Linked DNA regions of Homo sapiens: region 2 is linked to region 1. A link is a loop called in an ENCODE intact Hi-C map of the cell type or tissue named here. Cell type or tissue: K562. All regions are shown on one strand. Links, peaks and the distances in the headings refer to the core of each region. The heading gives the core; the rest is flanking DNA. Region 1 holds the start of SUV39H1 (SUV39H1 histone lysine methyltransferase). Region 2 holds the start of GATA1 (GATA binding protein 1).

Region 1 (13,672 bases), core at 5,422-13,421:
GGGCGTGGAGAGAGGGGAAGAAGAGACCCAGGCCATGGGGAAAGGGGGCAAGGGCCTCAAGACAAGAGAGGTGGAGGCAGAGGCAGAGGGAGGCCCAGGTTCAGAGAGCCAGAAAGAGGCTGAGGCCACACACTTCAGAGACAGCAGCAGAGGAGGAGGAAAGATGAAGGGAGAGCACAGTGAGAGAAGCTCTCCCTCGGCCCAGGGCTGCGCAGTGCCAACTGGTGCTTCAGACGGCAGTGGGTGCCTCCTCCCCAGCTGGTTCCCTACCTGTCCTAGGAAATGGGAAGCTTTGCTGCCATCCTAGCCCCAGCCTGTCCTTGCCTCCCAATCCACGCCAACAAATCTCCGGCCCCATGGCCCCTCTTCCCTGAGGCCAGCAACGGCAGCCTCCTGCCAATCCCCAAGCGTAGCTGACCAGGCCCTTCCCTGGGTAGGGGTCCCACTGTACCTCAGCCAAGAACAGTGCACAGCACACAGGAGACACATGGGGACTGCTGTTTACTTTGATTCTGCTTCCTGGCTTAGCAGCCTGTCCTCTGTCCAAGTGGCGGCCCTCCAGGTAGCTCCAGTACTCCCCCGCCACACTTCTTCCTTCCCCTCCCTTCTCCAGAGACCCCTCTCGGGCTTCCTTCCTTGCTCACCCTCATGTGGGCCGGTGACCATGCCCTTCTGACTTGGGAATCCATCTCCTTAGCTAGGATGGCCACACTGGTGTTCTCCCTGGCTGTCCCCTCAAGGCTGTGTTCCATGCCAAAGGCTGACTAACAATGCCTTGAGGAAACCAAGATTTACCCTGCCTCGGGCCACACTACCCACTGCCCCGTGCTCCAGTTCTGTTCCTTGAGGAACCTGGCTCCCTTGCCAGGGTTTTTATTGAGGCCTTCCTTGTGCCCAGTCCCAGCATGCAGGGCTCACGGTCTGATCAGGGAGACACAGGGACCAGGCCCGGTCCACTCTCAGGGGTCACAGGTGGGTAGGGGATACACAGGAACCAGGATTGGTCCCTGCCCTCAAGGGGTCAAAGTCTGGTCACAGAGAGACAGATTCACACACCCACAGTGTAAGACTGTGATCAGGAAACAGTGCTTAGGGCTTGAGGGGGAATGGAGAAGAGACGGATTCTCTAAAACGAGTTGCAGATCATAAAAGGGCTTTACCACCTGGTGGAAGAGTGGGGACTCTCTCCTAAGGGCCACAACATGAGGGTGGAATATGTCAAGATCAGTCTCCCTTCACCTCCTGGAGAACAGTCTTCCTTGTGGCATCAGCTCAAACAGATGGGACCTCTCTAGGCAGCCTTCCAAGCTTCCCGTTCCTCCCCTACCTCAGAAGCTGGCCACTTGTCTGATCAAGTCCTGGGATCAAAGGGCAGCCTCTCCCAGGCTCACAGGCCTAGTGGGTGGGGTATGAGCCATCTTTTTCACCGTAGGCCCTCCTTGAGCCAGGAGGAGTGCCCACATCCTTCCTAGTCTCCATCTTCATGCCTATTCTGCCACTACCTGCTCTCCCAGTCTCACCAGGAGTGAGTCATACTGCAGGCCCTCCAGGGCACAAACACTTCTTGGTTCCTTCTCATCTTCTTTTCAGTCCCATTCTCTAATGATTGGTCAACCCTGAAAGCTTGGGAACAGATGGGCCTGTCTCTGCTCCCTAACAGCTCTCCAGAATGAATGGAAAAGACAGGCTGTAAGCTGGCAGTTCCGAGAGGGTGCTGACGTGAATGGGAACTAGAAGACTTGGAGTCAGCTGCTGCTCTGCCCCCTCCTGGATATGGGATCCTGAATGTTCTCTCTGTGCCTGTTTCCTCAGCTAAAAAAAAAAAAAAAAAGCTACAGCCTGGCAGGGTACCAGTTTTAGATATTATTTGGGCCTTTATTTTTTTATCCATTGTACTACTTTTGTGATTTTAATCAAGTTATTCTACCTCTCTGGGCCTCAGTTTTCTCATCTGCAGAATGGGAATGACAGTGACAAAATCCCAACCTGACAGGGGCTGTTGTAAAGATCCATACAAGATCATGGACGTGAAAGGTGTTCCTGTTTCTGATAGGAGAGTGAGCAATGTTAGGAGTGGTTATGAGGACCAGTTATAAATGTAAGGCACACCCTTAATTTTATGTGCCCTTTACCAAGAAAGGAAAAACTGCTGTTAATTATAAATGATACACCATGATTTAATTAAGACATCTTCATTTCCGAGATGTTAAAATAGGAAGAAAATGCATGTTTTAGAATGGATAAAATAGGCTGGCATTGTCTCTTGGGTGAGGATGGGAATGTTCTGCAGGAACGTGAAAGTTCTGACCCAATGTGGGAGGCTGCAAAGGAGGGAAGGGCAGCTCCCGTGGAGGGAGCTCTTGGTACAGACTGTCAGTACATGTCCCAGCTGAAGAAGGACAGTAGATAGCATGGTGTGCAGATAGGCCCTTGATTCCGTAACACCCTGGCAGCATCTGGGACGGCACTACAGAATCAAGTAAATTAGAACTGCTGCAACGAAATGTATGACTATTACCCCAAGTAGGATAAATAAAAACTACAAATAGGACCCTATCCGGTCAGGCTGGGTCCTGTAGCCAGATGGGTTACAAAAAAACTTGGTCTTCCAGACATTTTGGATTTGCTGAAGTTTGAACTATGCTGATAACATTTGTATCAAACTTACTGTGTACTGAACACTGTTCAAGTGCTTTTTCCAAGTGCTTGATACATAGTAACTCATTTAATTTTTGTAACAAGCCTGTGAGGTGAGTGCTATTATTGTTCCCATTTTACATAGTAAATGCAGGCACAGAGGTTAGTGATTGCTGATGAGTAGTGGAGCTGGGATTCAGCCTCGGGCAGTCAGGATCCAGAGTCCACCCTCCTAACCATTTGCTATACTGTCTCTTCAGAGGGGAATGCGGGAAGATGAGTTTGGCTCTTTCCGGAGGCCTGTGGCACCATCAGGAGGACCCATGGGTCTGAGGGTGCTGGAGGGCGGTCAGGAAATAGTGCAGCAAGAATGTGTGGAGAGCAGGAAGGGTGAGGACAGGGCTGAGAGGATCCCTGGGAGGATTAAAGACACTGACACTAAGGAAGAGCAGCCAGAAAAGTCTCAGGCCCAGGAGGGTCTGAGGCTGCCCTTGGGGTGTAGTCTTCCTCCTCGACTGTCAGGACCCTGTGTGGTAGACAGTGTTTCCTCCAGATGCCAGTACAGTGAGGCTGAGATACTTCCTGCTCTGTGCAGCCCCTAGGACGGTGGACTGTCTGGGTCCTATGGGGTCTGGACATCTCCTCCAGAGAGTTTGGGTTCCTTCAACCTCTGGACACTTCCTCCAGAGCGTCAGGACATTGAGGGCATGGACACTTCCCCCGATACTGTCAGGGTGCCCTTGGGTGTAGACTAGATCTCCAGGCTGTCCGGATCCCTCTGGGGTGAGGACACTTCTTTTTCCTGTCATGACAACATGGGTGTGAACACTTCCTAAGTCAGACCACCAGGTCCTCTAGAGTGTGGAGAGCACAAGCTCTTCCTCCAGGTCACTGGGGTCACTGTGGGACATGGACTTCCTGCAGATTATCAGGACTCCTTCCCCCGCCCACTGTCAGGAGCCCTCAGGGTGTGGACACCTCCCCACCTCCTCCTTCCAGATGGCCAGGTCCTGTGGCATGTAGACATCTCCTCCAGCAGGCCAGCAGGGTTATCTGGACAGGGTGTGGCTGTCTCCTTGCCCAGACTGTCAGGGTCCTCTGTGGTGTAGATTGTTCTACCCAAGATTGTCTCTGTCCCTGTCAGATGTGACCCTCTGTACAGTTTCTCAGAGTAGGAGCCTCTCCTTGTCATCAGTATCAGTGCTACAGTGTGGACACCCTCATGTGAGTGTTCCTCAGGCCAGTTTCTGTCACTTTCCAACTATATCACACCCCTAAGGGACCTATGGCTATATATAGAGGTATCTGGGGTTGTCACTATGACAGGGCACACTCATGGATTTAAATGGTCAAGGTCCAGGGATGCTAAATGTCCCCCAATGCATGAGACAGTTCTACATAACGAAAAATCATCTCATCCCAAATGCTAACTGCATCCCATCTTAGAATGCGACATTTTTCTGTTGTAGATACTTGCTAGTTATCTAGTTGCTAGTTATGGCTGTGCTTTAGCCTTGTGCAGCTGGGCACATGGCTAAAGCACATCCTGTTGCCTCTCTTGCATGGAGGTAAGGCCAGTGACTCAGTTCCAGCCAGTGGAGCATGGGCAGAAGTGATGGGTGCTGCATCTAGGCCTGGCCCACTAGGATGGGCCCCTTCTATCCCCCACTTGGCCCGCCTGCCAGGCAATGCTGAGGATCTGGTAGTGACTCCAAGGCTTCAAGGCACAGCAAAGGCACAGGAGGGAAAGAGCCTAGGTGTCCCAGTTGCTGTGTGAAAGGATACCCACTCAAACCCCCACAATGGACTGTTCCATGAGCAAGCAAACTTGTAATGTGCAAAGTCACTAAGATGAGGGGGTTGTTTTTACAATGGCTGGCTTGCCTAATACACTCGGCCTTCCCCAGTGTCCTGAAAGTCTAAAGGAGTTAGCCAACCTTTGTCCAAGGCATGTCTCATCCTACTCCAGACTGCGTTCCTTCTGTGCAGACTGGTAAAACAATGCTCCTCAGGCAGATACTGCTTGGTGATAAGATGGGCCCTTGTGAAATGAGAAGAGGAAGTGCCTTTCCAGCTGATGCAGCCCTATGCCAGACCACATGGCCTGTTACAAGGAATGCTAAGGCTGCCTGGATCTCAGCTCCCACTTTTCTTCTTTGCTAAGTACCCTGATAAAGTCAACCCAGTGCAGAAGTATTTTGGTGTTCCTGTAACCACCAGCATGGCCATGCTGGTGTGTACCAGCTTGGAATACTAGCCCCTGCCCAATGTCCCTGTGACACTCAGATCAGTCTCCCAGGCCTTTCCCATAGGGAAAGCAGGGAGTTTCAGACACACAGTGAGGAGAGCCGGGTGCACACTGTGAACACAGGGTGGGAAGAGCTGCACACACACACCGGGTCCCATCTCCCTACCTCTCCCACGTACTCCATGACGAAGCTGTTCTTGCGAATCTTCTCCAGGGTGCGGACGCCCCAGCCACGCCCATCATCCGTGCGGAAGATGCAGAGGTCATATCGGATACCCTTCTGTACCACACGATTTGGGCAGTCATAGCCGCAGCGGCAGCGGGAGTTGCACTCGTAGATGGGCAGCCCGGCTCGAAGCCGCACCTGGCCCTGGTCATTGTAGGCAAACTTGTGCAGTGACGCCCCCGGGCAGCAGCCTCCAGTGGGTGCCCACAGACAGTCCTGGCACTCGCAGCCCACAGCCACCTGGTTGAGGGTGATGCCCTCACCAACACGGTACTCATTGATGTACACGAAGGCCCGCGGAGGGCCGTCCAGGTCCACCTCATTCTCTACAGTGATGCGTCCCAGATGGCTGCGCTTGGCATTGAGCTCCTGCTCCCAGCGACGGAGCGCCCGCCTCTGCTTGGCCTTCTGCACCAGGTAGTTGGCCAAGCTTGGGTCCAGGTGCCGGGGGGTCTTTGACCGGTGGTGCCGCCGGAGCAGCTCCCTTTCTAAGTCCTTGTGGAACTGCTTGAGGATACGCACACACTTGAGATTCTGCCGTGGCTCCCAGGTGCTCTCTGAGTCTGGATATCCACGCCATTTCACCAGGTAATATTCCTGTTCCTGTTGGGGGTGGGTAGGGGGACGGGGGTACCGTAAGTAGTGAGATCTTTGGGCCAGCCTTCATGGGGCTTCCATCCCAAAGCTGATGGATAACACCTACCCCACCCCACCCCTTTTCTGGAATGACTTCATGCGGTGATTAAAAAGCATGGGCTCTAGAGTGAGGATTACTAGGTTCAAATCCTCCTCTCCCCCTTACTGTCTGTCCAAACTGTTCCAACTTTTAATTAATCTCCCAAACCCACTCCTCTCCTTGGTCTTCCCCATCATCAGCTCCCTCCCTTCTAGCTGTTCAGACCGGAACTCCTGGAGTCATCCTTGACTTCTCTTTTGTTCACACTTCCGACACCCACCCTCTGCACATCCCGTTGGCCCCACCTTCAAAATACGTCCAGTGACAAACCATCATCACTGCCACCACCCTGGCTCACCTGGACCCTGACAAGTCCTTGCCTGTTCTAGGCAGCTTACATGTATTATTAACTAACTTAATCCTCACAACCCCACATGAGGTAGATGCTCCTAGTTATCCCTCTTTTACGACAAGGAAAATGAAGTACTGAAGGTTTGGGTAGGTAGCCTGGGGTAACACAACCAGGACTGGAACCCAAGCATGCTGACTCCAGTTTGTTCTCCTAACCATCCTGCCACTCCCCCTTCTGGCAATAACTATCCCCATTTCAGTTGTTAGGGGATTAAATGAGTTTCCGAGAGGAAACGCCTGGCACACTGAAAGTGCTCAATAGCCATTAGCTATTGACATTTCCACTCCAGGGTTCAGCATCTCAATCTCTGCAATTACTTTGTATTCCTAGGGAGATGGGAAGAGATTTATTTGGGAATTCATTCCGGCTCCTGCCCAGAAAGCTACTTAGTTTCCCTATCTGTAACATAGGGATAAAAGGGTCTATTCATCCTGTGTTTTCAGGGTCAAAGGAGAAAATTCCCTTTGGAAACAGATGTGGGCAGTTGGGGACAAGAGGGCAGGACACTAACTTCCTTGTGACCTGTCCCCTCCCAGAGCATGGTCACCCCAGACTCACGCGGATCTTCTTGTAATCGCACAGGTACTCGACTTCAAAGTCATAGAGGTTCCTCTTAGAGATACCGAGGGCAGGGCAGGAGAGCTTGGCCAGGCGGCACAGGTCCTGCAGCTGATTCCAAGAAGACTTGCAACACACGCTGCAGCCTGGATCAAGCGGGGCAGAAAGAACTATTACTGGGCAGCCTGACTAGGCCAGGAGTCAAAGGGGACCCCAAATCCTCCCTGGGACATCCCAAAGACTGACTAAGAGTCAGGGAAATTTAATCCACAGGCCTTCCCCAGTGCTGAGACTGTTCTACAACAGAAATGTGCTTTGAACCCCAATACTCACTGCCCAAAGCTGCCCCTGGAGCAGCAGACCTCTAAGCGGGGTTTGCAACATGAATTGTCCTAAAGGAATCTATTTCCAGAGCTTCAAACTCCATGTCATTCCTAAAACTGCCTGCAAACCTGCTTTGGGTTCAGGACCTGATCACCCCTCTCTCCACTTTGCAAAAGAAAGAGAACAACCCCCCATCTCAGTAGGATGCAGTGCCCCGAGGTGGGGCGGATGGGAGGACAAGATTAAAACCTCCAGGGCACCAAACAAAGGCGTAACTGGAAAGACTGGTCTTTAATCCCTTATCTCAAACTCCTGGGCCAGATGTGTTTTGGAATTCAAAATTTTTTGGATTTTACAAGACTAGTTCTAGGATATCCCATACATCACCTAACACCCCCAGCGTGGCCAGGGGACATCAAGCTATAATCAAATGCATTAACCGTCCTGCAGCAAAAGTATGAATTTCCCACATTAAATAGGAGAAATAGAGATATAAAATAGCCTCACAGAAGAGTTCCACTTTATAATCTACTTTTGCCATAAATGGTGCCAAATTTAAGAAAAGGATTTCAGTTTTCAGGGCTTTTTAGATTTCGGAATTATGAGCAAGAGATTGTGGAATGATACTACATTACAGGAAGGCTCCTTAAATGATCAATCTGGGTGCCTTAAATCCACAAGGTATATTTTTTCACACTGCATTTTGACTTTCTGTCTCATCCATCTTTCTGTGAAGAGTAAAGCTCATCCAAAGGGTTATGCTCTGAATTTATACGCAAAGCGGTACAGATTAGTGACACTGATTCTTTTAAATATACCTGGTATATTTCTGGGACTGCCAAAATTTTGTAAGACACACGGATTTTAAAAAACAGATTTCTTTCTGATTCAAGGCACATTCTTAATCAAAGTACTTTAGAAGCCATTTTATCAAATCATGTCTCAAAACATTCCAAGGGCAGTCAGTCCTCATCCTATATCATCTTTTTAAAATGTTTAATATTTTCTGCCTCCCATTGCAAAAATCACACCTAAACTTTAGATGTCAACCTAAAAACGTACAAGAGCTTTTCAAAATTATTTCGTGTGCAAGCCCTACCCCCCCTACTTAGGCAAGACCAAGTGGAGACTGAGCCCGCCTGTGCCCACGCTTTCCTCTCCCTACAGCCTGTCCTCGCAAACCCCTTCCTTCACTTGCATTTGAAACCCCACTTAAGTGGTCCCAATTAACACCCTCCAGCTGCTGGCTCCGGAACTGGCCACAGGTGGACTCTCCTGAACCCCTCAGAGGTCCTCCCACTTGTGGAACCCATCCTCCCTGCGGCTTTCGTCACATAGAGGGGCCCCCCAACATAACTGAGTCACCCCTCTTTCCCTGCACATGGGGGAGTCCAGCTGTCCTATTAGGAAGGCCCCATTTCTCTCTTCTGGGAGATCCTCTATTCCAAACCCTTCCCCCATCACGCCGAGAGGCGATACTTTCCCCCAGAAGAGTTCTCAGTCCCCGCACTCTGAAGGGGGGGTCTGTCCCCCTTATCTTCCCTCCCCTTCCGGCGTCTCGCGTGGACACCGAATGGGTAACGGTCACCAGGGGCCGATTTTCCCGCGCGCGGGCGCGGCCTCCTCGACAAGCCCCCGCGCGTGCGCGCGCCGGTCCGGCCGCGATCTGCAGCGCGCGCCCCCCTCCTGCGTCCCCACTTAGCCCCAGGCCCGCTGCGTTCCGAGGCGCGCGCCCCCTCCCCTGAGCCCCGCCCAGCCCCGCGCACCAGGCCCGCGCTCCCCGAGCCTCATCCTTTCCGCGCCGAGCTTCCGGCTCCCGGCGCCGGGGCCTCGGACGCCGGGGCCCCGAGCCGGCAACGCCACCCCTCCAGCCCACCCGGCCCGGCCAGCGGGCCCGCGCCTCTGCCTCCACTGCTTCACCTTTTAAATTTTCCGCCATCTTTCCCCACGGCTAACGACATTCGGGCCTAGCCGGCCTCGCGAGAAGAGCGCTCGCGCGGGCGTGGCCGGGAACGCGCAGCCTATTGGCCGCGGCTCCCGACTCGCAGCACCCGCGCGGACCAACCGGAGAGCCGTGACCGAACCCCTCCCTGCCGCCCGGCTCGGTCCCGGAGGCGGGTGCTCGCCGCGCTTTCCCAGAGTGCGTCTGGGCGGCGGCGGCAGCGGGAGCGACAGCGGCGGTAGCTAAAGTTGCCAGAGGCCCTGCCCGTGCGCTGGTCTGTCTGTCACACTGCTAGCCAATCACGTTATCAGCCAGTCGCAGTGGTTCCTCAGTCCTGTCATACTCCCTGTTATCACCGTCAGTCAGCCCGTCATCTCATTTTAACCCCAAGCAGGCCGGGGCTCCCAGGTGGACTAGTGCCGTATCCAACTGCTCAGGCGGTCGCCCCAGACAGGTGCCTAGTCAGACTCCCGGCCCCCATCCACACTGCTGGGCAGTCAATACTGGCTTCCATTTGTGCCCTGGCCAGCGGCGACTCCCTGGAGGCAGGCAGACAGCACTGTTAGCCAGCCTGCCTTATCATTCCCTAAGACCATCCTGTCCTCACGTTGTCAGCAGATCAATCAGTCCTCCTCTCCACCCACCATAGCCCTGGGACCAGCTGCGATTCTCCCTGGCTAAATCCTCTCATAGACTGCAGCATCCAGCCATGCCCCCAGGCGGGCTGTGATTAGGTCGGGACAAGCTGTCACTGTCAGCATCTAATACAGCCCTGTCGGGCACTATCAGTTGGTCACTGTCTTTCCCTCAGATTACTTCTCATTCACACCACGATCAGTCACAACATCCAGCTAGGCCCTCAAAGCAAATAGTCACAGCAACTAGAGGTAGGATTAAGCCTCCACACCACCTGTCAGTGGGTCAGCCAGTCTGTCATTTCTCAGGCGACTCATCCCCACCATTGGTCAAGTCAGTCTCCTCTGATGCGTTGAAGCTGAGATTCTATCAGGGCAGACAGTCCGTAACCACGTACAGCCATCGAGTCAGACAGCTATGCCGATTTTGCTCCTGGCCAGCTGGCCTGTGACTCGTTCAATCCGCCCCTCATCACATCGTCAGTCATTCTCAGCATCCGACTGACCGCACCGTCTGTCAGGTGATCAGTCAGTCAGAGCACCCAGCCAGGCCCTCCAGCATGCTGTGATTCGAGCAGCGTGGATAGTTGATCACCAGATACAGCTGCCTAGCAAGCAGCCACGGGTCTGTTGATCAGTTAGCCTGAAGTTTCCCCAGGTGGCCCTCCTTTACACGGTGCCAGACAGTATAACATCTAGACATTCCCCCGCCAGCTGTGATTCCTGACAATAGTCATTCACAACATCCGGCCACCCAGGCAGGCAGTAGCACCACGGGCCATCAGTCAGCCAGCCTGCAAGGTCCTCAGGAGGCTGCCTGTCTTTTCCACTGTCAGGCTACCAGCCCCAGCCAGTCCTAGGCAGGCTGTCATTCAGTTAGATGTTCAGGAAACTGCGCTGTCACGTCCTCAAGTTGCGCCTTCTCCCTGTCACTCCATGAGTTCTGTAGTCAACCAAACAGTTATACAGTTAACCAAACGGATATTCTGTCTGCCTGCCAGTCCAGCTGTGAGCTCATTAAGAAGTGACTGGCTGGTCTGAGGTTCCGTCAGCCCCAGCTTGCCCTGAGGGGACAGACAGGAGCGAAGGTCCCACCATGCATCCCCTTCCCTCCCTTACTCCTTCTCGAGCAGAGTCAGGTGCTCATCCTCATGTACCCCCAGTCTCCTCGGGCAGCAGGGCTCTCCCACTCCCGGGTGTCCAGGAGACCTGTCCAACCCACAAGAGTGATTTAAGACAGGACCTCTGCCTGTCTGGATCTGAGAGGGAGACAAAAGGGTCTGTCGCCAGTAGTGCCCCCAAACACTATAAAGTAGTGGGCAAAAGTCTGGATTCTGGAGCCTGACTACCTGGACTCATATCCAGGCTCTGCCATTTACTAAATTACTTGATCTTAGGCAGTTTCTTAAACTGGTCTGTAAAACCTGCAGTAAGTGACCTTGGGGTGGGTGTCTCCTGCTCATCTGGAAAGTGAATCATTCTGGACTAGCACTTTTTCAGGAGACCTCAAAAGTTAAGAGGCCATCTTATTGCTACCGTGTCCCACTCCCAGCCAGTTGTCTGTTCATTCAGCATTAATTTAATGATTACTGCGTTGCCCAGTGCCGGAGCCAATATAAGGTTTTATTCACAGGTTTGACCTATTGTAATGTAAACCTCAGATTGGAGTGTAACACAAATACAGAAGGGTACACAGACCAGGGGTGAACACTGTAATGAGTTTTCACAAGCAGACCTACATGTGGAACCAGAATGCAGGCTGAGCAACCATTAAGCCAGATCTCAGAAGCATTTAATTGTTTCATATAAATTTATTGGGTACAAATATAATATTTTTTTTTTGAGACAGAGTCTCACTCTGTCACCCAGGCTGGAGTGCAGTGGCGTGATTTCGGTTCACTGCAACCTCTGCCTCCCGGGTTCAAGCGATTTTCCTGCCTCTGCCTCCTGAGTAGGTGGGATTACAGGCGTGTGCCACCACACCTGGCTAATTTTTGTATTTTTAGTAGAGATGATGGGGTTTCACCACGTTGGCCAGGCAGGTCTCAAACTCCTGGCCTCCAGTGATCCACCTGCCTTGGTCTCCCAAAGTGCTCGGATTACAGACATGAGCCACCATGCCAGGCCACAAGTGTAATTTTGTTACACAGATACATTGTGTAGTGGTGAAGTCAGGCATTTTACTGTATCCATCATCTGAATAATGTACATTGGCCTCCCAAAGTGCTAGGATTACAGGCATGAGCCACAGCGCCAGGCCACAAGTGTAATTTTTTTACATGGATACGTTGTGTAGTGGTGAAGTCAGGCATTTTACTGTATCCATCAACTGAATAATGTGCATTGGCCTCCCAAAGTGCTGGGATTGCAGGCATGAGCCACAGTGCCAGGCCACAAGTGTAATTTTGTTACACGGATACATTGTGTAGTGGTGAAGTCAGGCATTTTACTGTATCCATAGCCTGAATAATGCACATTGTACTCGTTAAGTAATTTCCTCATCATCTACTTCCTTCCCACCTCCCCACCCTTCCAAGTTTCTGTTGTTTATAATTCCACATGCTATGTCCATGTGTACACATTATTTAGCTCCCACTTACAAGTGAAAAGATTCAGTATTTGTCTTTCTGTTTCTGAGTTGTTTCACTCAAATTAATGGCCTTCAGTTTCATTCATGTTGCTGCAAAAGACATGATTTCATTGTTTTTTATGGCCGAATAGTATTCCATTGTGTATACCACATTTTTTTTTTGAGACGGAGTCTCGCTCTGTTGCCCAGGCTGGAGTGTAGTAGCGTGATCTCAGCTCACCACAACTCTGCCTCTCGGGTTCAAGCAATTCCCCTGTCTCAGCCTCCTGAGTAGCTGGGACTACAGGCATGTGCCACCACGCCCGGCTAATTTTTTGTATTTTTAGTAGAGATGAGGTTTCACCATGTTAGCCAGGATGGTCTCTATTTCTTGACTTCATGATCCGCCCATCTCGGCCTCCCGAAGTGCTGGGATTACAGGCGTGAGCCACCGCGCCCGGCCAACCAGAACACTGGATTTCTAAGATTTCTGTGGGGGACTGGGAGTAGGGATAAATGATGCTGATGGATCCTTCCTAGACTCAGTGCCCATCTGGGGACCTGGTCAGGGTGGGGTGGGGAGTGGTGTTGCGGTGTAAAGAATAATGAATTAAAGGAAACCTGAGACTCCCTCCTTCTCTAGCTTGGGGGAGTTCCCCTTTCCACCTAGAAATTCTTCCGTTGCTCTTGCAGACTGAAGAAGCCTGCCCTCTCTGGAGTCTCCCTCACCTTTATCTTCCTCCCCACTACCTTTCTCTTTTTCTCCTCCTCTAAAGGTAGGATGTCTGAGATCTCGAATTCACCAGATTTCAGAAATCGGAAGGGGCAGGGAGCTCAATTCTAGGCTTTGCTGTGCAACAGTTTCTAATTATGCCCTTGGAAATAGCTGTAAACGCCAAGGACGCTTTTGAGTTACTCCTTTGTTTCTGGGAGAGCAAGTCCTGAGGAGGCAGAGAGGTGACTCAGTGGGATCCCCGTTGGAAATCAGTTACCTCCATTGTATAGATGCGGAAACCAAAGCTCAGAGGTGAGGCATCTTTCCCGGGTTCTAGAGCAGATCTGTCTGATAATTAAGTCTTTGCCTTTTCCATTGCAATTGGCCAGTGCTTGATTTGAACTGGGAACTGGGCAGAGCCAAATTTTAAAAATGAGAGGGGGATCCTGCCCATCAAGATCCTGGTGTGTGAGTTGTTATGGGCATGGAGAATGGGGAGGTCTGCTCATTGAGTATGCTGCTCTTAATCTAGTATTGTGTTGATTGAATGATTTTTTTTTTTTGAGACGGAGTCTCGCTCTGTTGCCCAGGCTAGAGTGCAGTGGCACGATCTCAGCTCACTGCAACCTCTGCCTCCCGGGTTCAAGCAGTTCTCCTGCCTCAGCCCCCATTAGGAGCTGGGATTACAGGTGTGCACCACCATACCCAGCTAATTTTTGTATTTTTTAGT
Region 2 (14,673 bases), core at 11-8,010, 91 kb before region 1:
TTCACCTGCTCCTCTTCCCTCCTTTCCCCCTCCTCCCACTCCATCACCTCAGTCTCCATATTTCTCCTTCCCACCTCCCCATTCCCCCCTCCTCCTCACCTTAGTCTCCCCTCTCCTTCCCCTCCTTCTCTTCCTCCCTCTCCTCTCTTTTCCCTCCTGCATCTCCCCGTTCCACTCCTGTGTGCCCCTCCTTTCATCTTCCTCCTCGTTCTCCCCCTCTTGCCGTTTGTCTTTCCTCTCCTCCCTCCTCTCGCTCTTCCTCCACTCTCATCTGCTTCTACCTCTCCCTTCTTCCTTCCATTCTCTCTCTTCTTCCCCCCTTCCCTTTTCCTCCTGTCTTTCTCCCGTCTCTCTTCTTCCCATCTCTTCTTTGCCCCCCTCTTCCCCATTTCCTTCTCTTTCCACTCTTTTCTCATTCTCTCCTGCTTCCTTTTTCTCCTCCACCTTCTTCTTTTCCTCCTTGACCTCCTCCTTCTCCTTTCCTGTTTCCCCTCTTCCTTGTCCTCCTTCTCTTTTTGTCTTCATTCTCCTTTTCTACCTTTCTCACACACCTTATCTCCCTCTCCCCCATCCACACACACTTTTTTTTGAGGCAGGGTCTCCTCTGTTGCCAGGCTGGAGTGCAGTGGCACGATCTCGGCTCACTGCAACCACTGCCTCCCGGCAGTGATCCTCCTGCCTCAGCCTCCTGAGTAGCTGGGACTACAGGTGTGTGCCACCAGGCCTGGCTAGTTTTTGTTTTTTTTTTGTAGAAATGGGGTATGACTCTGTTGCCCAGGCTGGTCTTGAACTCCTGGCCTCAAGTGATCCTCCCACCTCAGCCTCCCAAAGTACTGGGATTACAGGTGTGAGCCACCACTTCCGGCCTCTCTTCCCCTGTCTACATCTACTCTCCACTCCTTTCTCCTACTACTCATTTTCTCCTCCCCTCCAATTTCTTCATCCTTCTCCTCCCTTTTCTGTTCATCCTTTTCTCCCTTTCCCCATCTCCTCTCCTCCCCTCCTCCACTTCCTCTTATTCTCCCCGTCCCCCCGTCCTTTCTTCCCTCCCCCTCTAGAAGAGTCTGGGTGAGGGTGGGATGGCATGCAGGACCAGAGTCCCTTGCCTCTTGGTCACTTCACCCAGGACTTTGGGGTTCACCATCCTCTGCTCCCCAACTTCATCCCTATCTGTTGTATCTTGCCCTCTAACTTTCTCAGAAACCCCATGGTTTCCGGGCTTGACTCCCTCCTCCCTCCACCTCTGTTGCGTCTACAGACAGAAGGCCCCCTTAGTTCCTCCCTACTTCTTGGTTGGGGGGGGGTCAGTACCCCCCACTGCTTATCTCTGCCTTCCCCGCCCAACTTTTGAAATCACCCCAAGGCCACTGACTTCCTCTGAAGAGGGTGGCAGGTGGGAGGTACCTCTACCGGTACCCTCTCCCCTGGAGAGGCCCACCAGAGTTCTGCTTTCAGGCTCTTTCAGTTCCCAGGCCTCAGTTTCCCCATCTGCTGTATTGGGGGTGGTGATGGGCTGGGGCTGAGCTGAGACCTGTGGGATGGCCCTTTGCCTGTTTTGCCTTGTGTGTGTCTGTCATCTAGCTCTCCACTTCTCTATCCCCTGGGGCTCTTTCCCCTGACTCTCTGTTCCCTCTCAAGTCTGACTCTGTAGCTTCCCCAGCTTTCTGTGTTTCTATGATATAGCTTGTCTTCTCCTTCTGTGCTTTTTCTTTTTCTTTTTTTTTTTTTTTTGAGACGGAGTCTCACTCTGTCACCCAGGCTGGTGTGCAGTGGTGCGATCTCAGCTCACTGCAACCCCAGCCTCCCAGGTTCAAGTGATTCTCGTGCCTCAGCCTCCCTAGTAGCTGGGATTACAGGCACATGCCACCACACCCAGCTAATTTTTGTATTTTTAGTAAAGACGAGGTTTTGCCATGTTGGCCAGGCTGGTCTTGAACTCCTGACCTCAAGTGATCGGCCCACCTCGGCCTCCCACAGTGCTGAGGTTATAGGCGTGAGCCACTGCGCCCGACCTCTTTCTGTGCTTTTGTAATGTTTGATGATTTTCTGTCTTCTTTTCTGTCTTCCCATGTTTCTCTCTCTGGCTCTCTCTTTCTGTTACTCTTGCTTTCTCCCTCTCCTCTCCTATCTCTCTGAACATCTCTGCATCTCTCCCACTCTTCCTGCTTGTTTGTCTGTTCCCTCTGTTTCCCTCTCTTTGGGCCCTCTGACCTTATGTCCACGTGCCTCTTACTAGTCCCATACCCCTGACCGTACCCAGCCACATGCAGCTCAGGATAAGGAGCCTGGAATGCTGGCCCTGGCCCTATTGTGCTGGCCTGCTCTGTTTCTGTGTCTGTAGGGTGGAGTGACAGGGCTAGACTAGAAGGCTGTCTTCAAACTGCCCCTCACTCCTGCTTACATGACCCATGGTATAGACAGGCTAAGGGGCAGGCCCAGGCTTGGGAGTTATGCTAGGAAAGAGATGGGCCACAAGTGTGCCCACCGCCAACACCTTCTCAGCCCCAGGGTGCCTGCTGTTGCTCTCTGAAGAGAGTGTTTTGCTTCCCCATCTTGGTCTCCATCTCTTTCCTCTCTGTCTCTAATTCTGTGTTAGTCTCTGCCTCTTCACAGTGCTACCTGCGTGTATCTCTGCATTTCTATCTCCTTTTCTGCTCCCGGGTCTTTCCTTCTTTTTCTCCGGCCATCTGTCTGTCTCTGTCTCTTACTCGTTGAGTTTCTCTCTCTCTGTTTTTCCTTTCTCTTCATGTCTCTTTTGTCTCTTGCTCTTTGTCTCTGTGTCTCTGTCTCTCTCTTCCCATCTCTCCCTGTTTCTCCCTCTCTTCCCTGTCTCATTGTGTGTCTTCTGCTCACTCTTTCACCACTATTCCCTCATCCCCTCAACTCCACCTTACCCACCATGATCTCCCTCCAGCCCCACTGCCCCCAACCCCTGCACCTCACACGTTGGTGAGTCCAGGGCTGCCCACCCCTCCCATGGCAGGGGCCCAGCCTCCTCACCCCCAGTTATCACTCTCCGGACAGAGATAAAGTTTATCTCGAGGCTGGGGGATATGAAAGCTCCTTATCAGCTGCCCCACTAGAGTAAGTGTTGCCCCAACGGCGGCAGCAGGCAGCAGCTGGCACCCTCCACTCTCCCTCGGCCCCAGCCCCTCACCCCAGGTAACGTTCCAATCCCAGCCCTCAAGGGAGGGTCTCACCGGGCTGAAGGGAGCAGATATAAGGTCTAGGGGGCAGATATGGGGCTTAGGGGGAGATAGAGGTGGAATTTGAAGGTCAGATATGGGGTTAAGTCAGAGAGGTTTGGGGTGTAGCCATGGAGTTTGTGGGGAGGCAGATATGGGCGGGGTTGTGGAGCAGAGACGAGCTTGGAAGTTCAGAGACACATTTTGGGCTCAGGAATAGGTTGTGAAAACAGACGAGGTTGGGGGATCGGGGCGAAGTTTGAGAGTCAGAAATAAAGTTGAGAAGTAGTGTGGGAGTCAGATTCTGAGGGTCATAGAAAAGTCTGGGGAGTTCAAGGGTTTTTCTGGAGGAGAGATGGAGTTTAGGAGTCAAAGATCTGTTTGGGCAGACAGAATGTGGCTAGTAAAGGGGAGTTTGAGAAGCCAAGATAGAATTGGAGTAGAGAAAGGCTTGGAGCTGGAGAGATTCAGGGAGACAATGAGATGTGTTTTAGGGCTGAGATACGGTTTGGGGAAGGCAGACATGAGGGTTCATGCGGCAGAACAGATTTTGGGGAGTTGACTTGGTGTTTGAAGTGACAAAGATATTTTACTGAGCAGGCAGGGAGTTGGGAGAGATAAATGGTTTGCGGAGATCAGAGAGAAGTCATTGGGAACAAAGAGTGGGTTTGAAAGGCAGAGATGGTGGTAAGAGGATGGAGCTAGGGTTTGGCAGATCAGAGACAGGTTTGGGGGCTCAGAGAGAGTGGGGCAAAGACAAGGCGTTGTAGAGCAGATAAGGGGTTTGGGAGCAGAAAAGTGAGGTTTGGAGGAGAAGTCAGGGAGACAGAGACAAGTTTGGGTGAGTGGAAATCAGATATGGGACAGGGAAAGGATTTGGGGAGATAAAGTCATGTTTTGGGAGACAGAGTTAGTGTTTAGGGGAGACAGACCTAGGGGTATAGCGAGCAAAGTGAAGGGATCCAGAGGATATAGATATCTTGGACGGAGTGGATGAGAGGGCAGAAAGAGGTGGGGTTTAGGGGGTAGATTTGGGGTAGAAATGGGAGTTGGAAAGACAGGTGGGTTGGAGGAGCTGTAAAGGGATTCAGGGCTGGCTGACACTTTGGGGACCAGCTGTGGGTTGGGGAGCCTGGAGCAAGCATAAGGGTAGGGGCAGCAGGCCCAGGGTTGCCTTGGTGGGGGCTCTCTGGGGGCTGAGACTGACCTGGGCTGGTGGTTGCGGAGGGTTCGGCCGCCTTGGGGATGTGGCAAGCTCAGTGTGATCCCAGGGGGTGTCCTGGCTGGCCTTGGCCTTTGAGGCTCCCTTCCTCCCTCCCTCCCTCCCTCCCTTCTCCCTCCTCCCTCCTCCCCAGGGAGTGGCTGGTGCCCCAGTGGGTGGGGCAGTCCAGGGGAGGGGGCGGGTCCCATGCTTGTGGGGCACCTCTTGGGCACTGGAGGCCCTCTTCCACCCTCCCTGCCCACCCTGGGGATTCTTGGACCTCGCTCGACCTAGGCTCCCGTGGACTGTAGTGTCCAGACAAGCAAAATAGGCTGAAACCAAGATAAATGAAAATAGCAGATATGGTTTCATGACTTCACTGGGCTTTTCAGAGAGTAAAGCCCTTAATTTGTGCGGGGCCGGTGTGGGCTAGACTCCTGTGTATGTGCGTCTTCCTGGCTGCAGGGAGAGAAGGGATGTGGCTGTACCCATTTTGCAGGTGAGAAGAGTGAGGCTCAGAGAGGTTCTGCTGGATTTGAACTAGAGCCTGTGGGATACCTTGATGACCCAGGCTAAGCCTGCAGGCCAGGCCAGTGCTGGCGGGAGGCAGGGGCACACTCACTTAGCGCCCCACTGGGGCTTACGCCAGCTCCGGCCTGCCCTGGGGCAGCAGATAAGTCTTATCAGATGTAGGCGACCGTGGCTGTTGGCGCCGCAGTAACAGGCTGTCTTGGGGTGAGGGTGTGGGGGTAGGAACACCCAGGGACAGTGGCCTCAACTTCTTGCCCGCCATGCTGCCTTGGAGGCGGGAAACTGAGGTGGGAGCCAGGGATGATTCCTCGAGGAGTGGTATAGGGTAGGAAAGGAAAGGGGTGGAGTGGGAGAGACAGAGGCAGAGAGACAAACAAAAACAGAGATAGGCGGAGAGAGATGGAAATGGGGAGAAAGAGAGTGACAGAGATGAATAGAGAAGGAGACAGACGTGGAAAGAGGCAGAGAGAGGGCACAAAAGAAAAGGAGAGACAAAGAGGGCGAGACACCCGGGGAGAACCAGAGACCATTAAAGACATATAGAGAGAGGCAAAGAGAGAATGAGAGACAGAGATGGACAGAAGTGACAGATAAAACCTGAAAGGGAAAGAGGCCAAAGACAGAAGTGGAGAACTGAGAAGGGAGACAGAGACAGAGGGATATTCAGAGACAGACTCAGAAGAAGGTCCAGGCAGACTGGATCACACCCTGGGCATGTGGTGCCCATGCAGGTAGGATGGGAGGATGTGGATTGATGTAGCCTGTGGCTCTGCCCTCAGCCCTCAGCAGGGGACAACCAGAATGTGGCTAGGCCTCCGCACCCCAGTCCCCACACTCTTGCCCTGCCCCACCTCCTCCAAATATTAATGACAACAACCACAGTGTCTCATAGACCTCACATAGACTTGTACCTAACCTGAGCACTTTTTCTATATGAAAGCATCTGACACACATGCACACGTGGGACAAGGAGCTGTCCTGCCCACCTAGTCTACAGATGGGGAGACTGAGACCTACAAAGGGCAGAGGCCAAGGGTGGAGCCCCAGGTCAGTGGGGTCAGCTTGCCCACTGGCCCACCCTGGAGGGATCTTACCATTCTTATCTCACTCCTCTGAGCCTCAGTGTCCTCATATGCAATGGGAGATTTGAGGAGGAAAGAGAGCAAGCCCATGAATTCCTATTTATTGAGCTCCTGCTGGTGTGCCACGCCCCATGCTGAACCCTCATCAGTAATAAGGAGAACGAATACAAAGACACCTCTGACTTAAGTGGCAGTGGTTTCAGGAGATGGTCTCTAGAGCCAGCTCATCCTCGTTCATAGACTGCCCTAACCACTAATGGATCAGGTGACCTTGGGAGAGTTACCATCCCCTCTGGAATTTAGCTCCTCATCTGTAAAAATGGGGTAATAATATACCCCAATAAGCCACTCCATGCAGTGACTGGGGAGACTAAATGAGTTTTAACCCATGTTACATGATCTTAACTTACTTGAATCTGAAATCTCAATAAATATTAAGTACCCCTATTTATTTATTGAGTACCTACTGCATACAAGGGAGAGTACATAGCCCTTTCTAACCCTACTACTACTTATAGTACTAATGCTAATAATATGCTGACACTAAGAGTAATACCAATATTGTAATATTGATACTGACACTAAAACTAATTTTATTTCTTTAAATTTATGATTGACACATAATAGTTGTACATATATATGGGGTAAAACATGATGTTTTGTTACATGTATACATTGTGTAGTGATCAAATCAAGGTAATTAGCATATTCATCACCTTAAACATTTATCTTTTCTTTGTGATGAGAACATTCGAGAACGCCTCTTTCAGCTATTTTGAAATATACATTTATTGTTGACTCTAGTCATTGTACTATGCATTAGAACACCAGAACTTATGCCTCCTATCTAACTGTAGCTTTGTACCCATTGACAGCCTCTCCCCATCCCTCCCTGCCTCCTACCCTCCCATCTGCTGGTAACCACTATTCTACTCTCTACTTCTATGAGGACATACTAATTTTCATAGTAATACTCATCTAATGCTAATACTAATTTTAATCTAACACTAATACTATTATTAATACTAACACTAATTCTAAAACTATTCTAATTCTAACAACAATAGTGATAATGATACGTACTAAATATTTTTTGGGGACAGTGTCTCACTATGTCACTCAGGCTGGAGTGCAGTGACAATCTTGGCTCACTGCAGCCTCCACCTCCTGGGCTCAAGTGATCCTCCCACCTCAACCTCCTGAGGAGCTGGGACTTCAGGTGCATGCCACCACACCCAGCAAAAAATTTTTTTTCAATAGAGATGAAGTCTCGCTATGTTGCCGAGGCTTGTTTAATTCTGATATTAATAATAGCATTAATAGACTAATAATAACAGCAGCGGCATTATTTGCTGAGTGACCCCAGGCACTGTGCTAAGCGCTCTCCACCCATAATTCTATCGCATTCTCACCAGCTCCTTGTGGTGCAAGTGTGTATAATTGCCCTCACCTCCAGACTGGTTCTACATAGGTGTGTGGAAATGAAGATGTTCCTCCAGGGCCCTGGGTTCTTGTCTCAACTCTGATTTGCTGTGTGATTTGCTGTGTGATTCCTGGGCCAGACGCCCTCTGAGCCTCAGTTTCTTCATCTGGAAAACGGGTAAAGTCCTAGCCCCCCACGTGGGTAGGAACCACTCAGCACAGGGCCTGCTGGCACACCATAAATGGTGTGCTCTGTAAATGGGAATTATCATCATCATTATTATTATTAGAAGCAGCGGTCGCAACATAGGGAAATCTGTCCTCACAGGGAATGGCAGGCTCGAGGCATGTCTAAGAGCTAAGACAAGGGTTTGGCCGCTGGACTCACCCCATTTCTTCATTTCTGGAGAGCACAGAGCGCTCAGGAAGAGAAGCCAAGGGTGAGGAGTAGGGCGCCCCAGAGCCCTGCCTCCAGCAAGAGCTGGAAACCCCGAGGCTGTGAGGCCAGGCCTCACCCCATTCCCTCCCCCATCCCCGTGGAGGGGGCGCAGGCTCAGAAGTCTGCGGCGACAGTTCAGCCAGCAAGGAGGCAGCTGGGAGTGGGCAGATAAGGGAATCAGTGGGGCCAGATCAGGCTTTGGGGGAGACGAGGGCGGGGGTGGGGTGTCCTGGCCGCGCGTCTTCTCCGTCAGGCCTAAGTTTGAGACTCTTCTTCAATGTCCTCTCTTCTCGGAAGCCTTCCCTGACTGGCTCACTCCCTCCTGGCATCTTCTGGGGTTCTAGAGCCCCTGCTTGGTCCAGGCCCCATGGCATTTGTACTGTTTGTGCCTCTTCTGTACTGTGGAGCCCATCAGGGTGGGGACAGAGCCTGACAGACTGTGGTGTCAAAAGCACCAAGGCAAATGTCAACCAAAGCCTGGTTAAGGAGTCAAGCGTTTGCCCTCAGAAACAAACTGTTGGTTGACTGTTTTAAAAAATGGAAAGTATAAAGGGTGCTGTAACAAGCATCTACTTTTGTCAAACATTAATATTTTGCCTTATTGACTTCAGATTGTTTTTAAAGGATATGCGATATTACAGATGCTCTTGTACTGATTCCATTTCCCTCTCTCCTTCTACTGCCTTGAGCTTGGTGTTTATCTTCCTCATGAGTATTTTTACTCCATCACTCCATATGTTGGTACCCATAAACACCATATGATACCTGGGGTTTTTTTGGCCTGTTTTTGCACTTCATGGAAATGGAAGCACATCATACAGTATGTGCTGCTTTTGCTCAGCATAATGTCTGTGACATTCTTCCACATTGTCGTGTGTATCAATAGTTCATTCTTTTTTTTCTTTTTCTGTTTATTGAGACATAATTCACATACCATAAAATTTGCTCTTAACCATAAAATTCACTCTTAAAATGTATAGCAAAGCGATTAGTATATCACGAGGTTGTGTAACTATCCACTACCTAATTCCAGAACATTTTCATCACCCCCAAAAGGAACCCTATATCTATTAACATACACCCTCCCATTCCATTTCCCTCTCCTCCCATCCCCGGGCCATCACAAATCTCTTTGTCTCTATGAATTTGTCTGTTTTGGACATTTCATATAAATGCAGTCATATAATATGTGGCCTTTTGTAACTGCCTTCTTTTACTTCACATAAGTTTTTTAAGGTTCATTCATATTGTAGCATGTATCAGTACTTCATTCATTTTCATGACTGAATAATATTCCTTTGTATGAAAATACCTACTACATTATAGCTAGGATGCGGTGGCTCACACCTGTAATCTCAGCACTTTGGGAGGTTGAGGTGGGTGGATTGCTTGAGCCCAGGAGTTCGAGACCAGCCTGGGCAGCGTAGCAAGAACACGTGTCTACAAAAAAGAAAAATTAGCCGGGTGTGGTGGTGCATGCCTGTGGTCCCAGCTACTTGGGGGGCTCAGGTGGGAGGATCAGCAAGTTGAGGCTGCAGTGAGCCATGATTGCACCACTGCACTCCAGCCTGGGCAACAGAGTGAGACCCTGTCTCAAAAGATAAAAGGAAAAAGAAATGCCACATTATGCTTATCCATTCACCCATTGATGGACTCTTGGCTATCACAAATAATGCTGCTATGAACATTCATGTGAAAGTTTTTATGTGGACATATGTTTTTCGTTTTCTTGGGTATATAACTAGGAATGGAATTGCGGGGTGATATGGTAATTCTATGTTTAACTTTCTGAGGAACTGCAAGTGTTCTCCACAGCTGCCATATGGGGATTCAAATTTAAATTTAACCACATTCTCTCCAACACTCCTTTCTTTCTTTCTTTCTTTCTTTCTTTTCTTTTCTTTTCTTTTCTTTCTTCTTTCTTTCTTTCTTTCTTTCTTTCTTTCTTTCTTTCTTTCTTTCTTTCTCTCTCTCTCTCTCTCTCTCTTTCTTTCTTTCTTTCTTTTTTCTTTTTTTTCTTTTTTCTTTTGTTTGGCAGGGTCTCACTCTGTTCCCCAGGCTGGAGTACAGTGACATGATCTCTGCTCACTGCAGCCTCAACCTCCTGGGTTCAAGTGATCCTCCCACCTCAACCTCCTGAGTAGCCAGGACTACAGGTGCATGCCATCACACCCAGCTAAATTTTTGTTAATTTTTCGTAGAGATGGGATTTTCGCCACGTTGCCTACGCTAGTCTCAAACTACTGGGCTCAAGCAATCTGCCTGCCTTGGCCTTGCAAAGTGCTGGAATTACAGGCTACCATGCCTGGCCTCCAACACTTTTTATTGTCCCTCTTTTTGATTCTAGCCATCCTACTGGGTGTGGGTGTGAAGTGGTGTCTTGTTATGGTTTTGATTTGCATTTCCCTGTGACCACTGATGTTGAGCATATTTTCATAAACTTGTTGGTCATCTATCTTCTTTTTTTTTTTTTTTTTTTTTTTGAGATGTAGTCTTGCTCTGTCACCCAGGCTGGAGTGCAGTGGCACGATCTTGGCTCACTGCAGCCTCCACCTGCTGGGTTCAAGTGATTATCCTGCCTCAGTCTCCTGAGTAGCTGGGATTACAGGCACCCGCCACCATGCCTGGCTAATTTTTGTATTATTAGGAGAGATGGGGTTTCACTATGTTGGCCAGGCCAGTCTCGAACTCCTGACCACAAGTGATCCATCCGCCTCAGTCTCCCAAAATGCTGGGATTACAGGCATGAGCCACCGTGCCCAGCCCATTTATCTTCTTTGGAGAAGTGTTTATTTAAATCCTTTGCCCATTTTGAATTGGGTTATTTGTCCTTTTATTGTTGAGTAGTAAGAGTTCTTTATGTATTCTGGATACTAGACTCTTTTTAGATATGTGATTTTCAAATATTGTCTTCTGTAGGTTGTCTTTTCACTTTTTTTTTTTTTGAGACAGGTTCTCACTTTGTCACCCAGGCTGCAGTGCAGTGGGGGTGAACGTGGCTCACCGAGGCCTTGACCCCCCAGGCTCAAGTGATCCTCCTGCCTCAGTCCCCCAAGTAGCTGGGACTACAGTTGCATGCCACCGTTCCTGGCTAATTTTTGTATTTTTTGCAGAGATGGGGTTTCACCATGTTGCCTAGGCTGGTCTTGAGCTCCTGGGCTCAAGCAATCCACTCACCTCAGCCTCACAAAGTGGTGAGATTACAGGCGTGAGCCACTGCGTCCAGCCAGAAAGCTTATAGTTTTGATGAACTCCAGTGTGTCTATTTTTCTTTGGCTGCTTATGCTTTAGATGTCACGTCTAAGAAACCATTGCCTAATCCAAGGTCACAAAGACTTAAGCCTGTTTTCTTCTAAAGCAGCGGTCCCCAACTTTTTGGCACCAGGGACCAGTTTCATGGAAGACAATTTTTTTCCACAGAAGTGGGGATGTTTTCAGGATGATTCAAGCGCGTTACATTAGAGTCTCATAAGGAGTGCACAACCTAAATCCCTCGCATGCACAGTTCACAATAGGGTTTGAGCTCCTAAGAGAATCTAATGCTGCAGCTGATTTGACAGGAGGCGGGCTCAGCTTCATGAATGGCAGCAAGCCGCAGCTCACCTCCTGCTGTGTGGCCCAGTTTCTAAGAGACCACAGATGGGTTTGTGGCCTGGAGGTTGGGGACCCCCGTTCTAAAAGTTTTATCGTTTTAGCTCTTACATTTAGGTCTTTGATCTGTTTTGAGTTGTTTTTTGTATATGGTATGAGGAAGGGGTCCCACTTTATTCTTTTGCATGTGGATACTCAGCTGTCTCAGCACCATTTGTTGAAAGGAGCATTCTTTCCCCATTGAATGGTCTTGGTACACTTGTCAAAAATCAATTGCTAGCTGGACACAGTGGCTCACACCTGTAATCCCAGCATTTTGGGAGGCCAACGTGGGAGGATCACTTGAACCCAGGAGTTCAGCCTGTCCAACACATTGAGACCCTGTCTCTACAAAAAGTTTTTTAAAAATTAGCTGAGCACAGTGGTGCATGCCTGTAGTCCCAGCTACTTGGGAGGCTGATGTGGGAGTATCGCTTAGCCCAGGAGTTTGAGGCTGCAGTGAGCTATGTTTGTGACTGGGCAACAGAGCAAGTCCCTGTCTCAAAAAAATCAGTTGCCTATAATGTATGAATTTATTTCTGGACTTTCAATTCTATTTCGTTAATTTATATGTATGTTTTTATGCCAGTAGCACATGGTCTTGATTACTGTAGCTGTATAGTAAGTTTTTAAACTGGAAGGTGTGAGTCCTCTAACTTTGTTTTTCTTTTTCAAGATTGTTGTATTTTGGGCCCCTAGCACTCCCATGTGAATCAGCTTGTCAGTTCTGCAAAGAAGCAAGCTGGGATTCTGATAGGGATTGCATCAAGTCTGTAGATCAATTTGGGGAGTATTGCCATCTTAACACTATAAAGTCTTCCAATCCATGAACATGTGATGTCTTTCCATTTATTTAGGTCTTCTTTAAGTTCTTTCAATAATATTTTATGGTTTTCAGTGTATAAGTCTTACCCTTCTTTCATTCATTTTATTACTAAGTATTTTATTCATTTTGAAGCTATTGTAAATGGAATAGTTTTCTTAATTTCACTTTTGGATTGTTAATTGCTAGCATATATGATACAAAATCTTATATCCTGCAACCTTGCTCTAATGGTTATGCACTAATGGGGCTCTAATGGTTTCGTGGTGGATTCCTTAACATTTTCTATGTATAAGATCATGTCATCTGCATATAGGGATAGTTTTACTTCTTCCTTTCCAATATGGATACGTTTTATTTCTTTTTGTTGCCTAATGCCCCAGGTAGAGCATCCAATACAGTGTTGAAAAGACATGGTAAGAAGGGGCATCCTTGTGTTGTTCCTTTCCAACTTTCACCATTAAGTATGATCTTAGCTGTGGGTTTTTTGTGGATGTCCTTTATCAGGTTGAGGAAGTTCTCTTCTATTCCTAGTTTGTTGAGTGTTTTTATCATGAAGGAATGTTGAATTTTGTCAAATGTTTTTTCTGCATCTCCTGAAAAGATCATGTGGTGTTTGTTCTTTATTATGTTAATATGATGCATTATATTGATTGATTTTCATTAGTTGACCAAACCTTGCATTCTTGGGATAAATCCCACTTGGCCGTGGTGTATAATCCTTTTATATGTTGCTGGATTCTACTTACTTGTATTTTTTTGAGGATTTTTGCATCTATACTTAGATATTGGTCTGTAGTTTTTCTTGTGATATCTTTGTCTAGTTTTCTCATCAGAGTAATGCTGGCCTCATAAGTTCGTTCCCTTTTATTGAAAGTAATATTCCATGGAATGGATATACCACATTTTGTTTAACCACTAATCTGTTGATGAACATTTGCATTGTTTCTAGTTTCTTTCCCTATTATAGCAAATCTGCAATTCATAAACTCATATTCCTCTCTCTGTGCACACCTGTGAAGGAGTTTCTCGGGGGAGGAGGGAGGAAATATCAGAGCATCTACCCATTCATTCATCTACCTACCCACTCACCCATCCACCCATCTGTTCCTTCCTTCCTTCTTCTATTCCTTCATTTTCTCTTTCCTTTCATCCATAAATCATCCATCTTCAGGCATATAATGTCTGGGTCCATGGCAAATTGTCTTTTAGAATGAGGCAGAAAACCCCTTTCCTCTTTTTTTCCACTGCCAGAAAATGCTACAGGTTTTAGGAAAGCCTTTTACTTGCTAAAACTCATATCCTCACACTCCCTCTCTTCGCAGCACTCTTGGGGCTCCTTGGCGGTTCAGTCACAGGGTCTGGCTGAACTACCGTCTGAAGACTATTTAGCGACCAGAGTCCAGAAGACCAGGGGCTCCTTTACTTCAGGAGACTCTCACGCATGCTCCTCCATCCATCACTCCTTCACTCAGGAATCCACACACTTCCCTTCCCACTTGCCTGACTCATCTGTCTGTCCCTTCTCTTGTTTTAGAACCCAAAATGTCCTCAGGCCTCTTCTCTAGCTGACATCCTCTTTTTTGTTGAACTCATCCAGTCCCTATCTTCAAAATATCTCCAGAATCTAACCATTTTAAAAAAATCATCTCCATGCTTGCTTCGGCAGCACATATACTAAAATTGGAACGATACAGAGAAGATTAGCATGGCCCCTGCGCAAGGATGACATGCAAATTCGTGAAGCGTTCCATATTTTTTTGGCAAGGCATGTTGGTTTGCGTGTGGGAATCCCAAAGGAGACCCCAGCTCTCACGATTAATAGGCTCTGTGGTTCTGGTTTTCAGTCCACTGTGAATAGGTGTTAGGAAATTTGTGTTAAAGAAGCTGAAGTTGTTTTATGCGGAGGAACCAAAAGCATGAGCCAAGCTCCCTACTGTGTCAGAAATGTGTGTTTTGGAACCAAGCTTGGATCAGATATCAAGCTGGAAGATTCTTTATGGATAGGATTAACAGATCAGCATGTCCAGCTCCCCATGGCAATGACTGCAGAGAATCTTGCTGTAAAACATAAAATAAGCAGAGAAGAATGTGACAAATACGGCCTGCAGTCACAGCAGAGATGGAAAGCTGCTAATGATGCTGGCTACTTTAATGATGAAATGGCACCAATTGAAGTGAAGACAAAGAAAGGAAAACAGACAATGCAGGTAGATGAGCATGCTGGGCCCCAAACAACCCTGGAATAGTTACAGAAACTTCCTCCAGTATTCAAGAAAGATGGTACTGTCACTGCAGGGAATGCATCGGGGATAGCTGATGGTGCTGGAGCTGTTATCATAGCTAGTGAAGATGCTGTT

Evidence for each region. A loop is a pair of places that touch in the nucleus more often than their neighbours do. Peaks named below come from ENCODE experiments on the same cell type or tissue, not always from the same donor. Only the 100,000 strongest peaks of a DNase experiment are listed, where the experiment ranks them.
Region 2: it touches region 1 in a loop (3-fold over the local background); 2 of 110 quality-filtered maps call a loop at or near these places.

What each region holds. Positions count from the first base shown.
Region 1 is chrX:48,692,133-48,705,804 of GRCh38, reverse strand. It overlaps SUV39H1 (SUV39H1 histone lysine methyltransferase), which reads right to left and starts at 9,071. Exons shown (of 6, transcript NM_003173.4): 1 at 9,002-9,071; 2 at 6,758-6,903; 3 at 5,052-5,714. The coding sequence starts at 9,020. It overlaps LOC124905187 (a long non-coding RNA gene), which reads left to right and starts at 12,685. Exons shown (of 2, transcript XR_007068229.1): 1 at 12,685-13,254. RefSeq lists an enhancer at 8,238-8,517 and silencers at 8,658-8,757, 9,048-9,347, 9,378-9,457. In K562, for the core only: no CTCF peak of the experiment used is centred there; DNase peaks (open chromatin) are centred at 8,624 and 9,234; H3K4me3 peaks cover 2,328 bases.
Region 2 is chrX:48,776,365-48,791,037 of GRCh38, reverse strand. GATA1 (GATA binding protein 1) reads right to left here and starts at 4,448. Exons shown (of 6, transcript NM_002049.4): 1 at 4,393-4,448. It also overlaps the pseudogene ACAA2P1 and the pseudogene RNU6-29P. RefSeq lists cis regulatory regions at 1,061-1,641, 4,201-5,321, 5,761-6,421, 7,953-8,074, 7,741-8,241 and 1 more and an enhancer at 7,646-8,374. In K562, for the core only: no CTCF peak of the experiment used is centred there; DNase peaks (open chromatin) are centred at 1,297, 4,527, 5,067 and 8,007; H3K4me3 peaks cover 6,352 bases.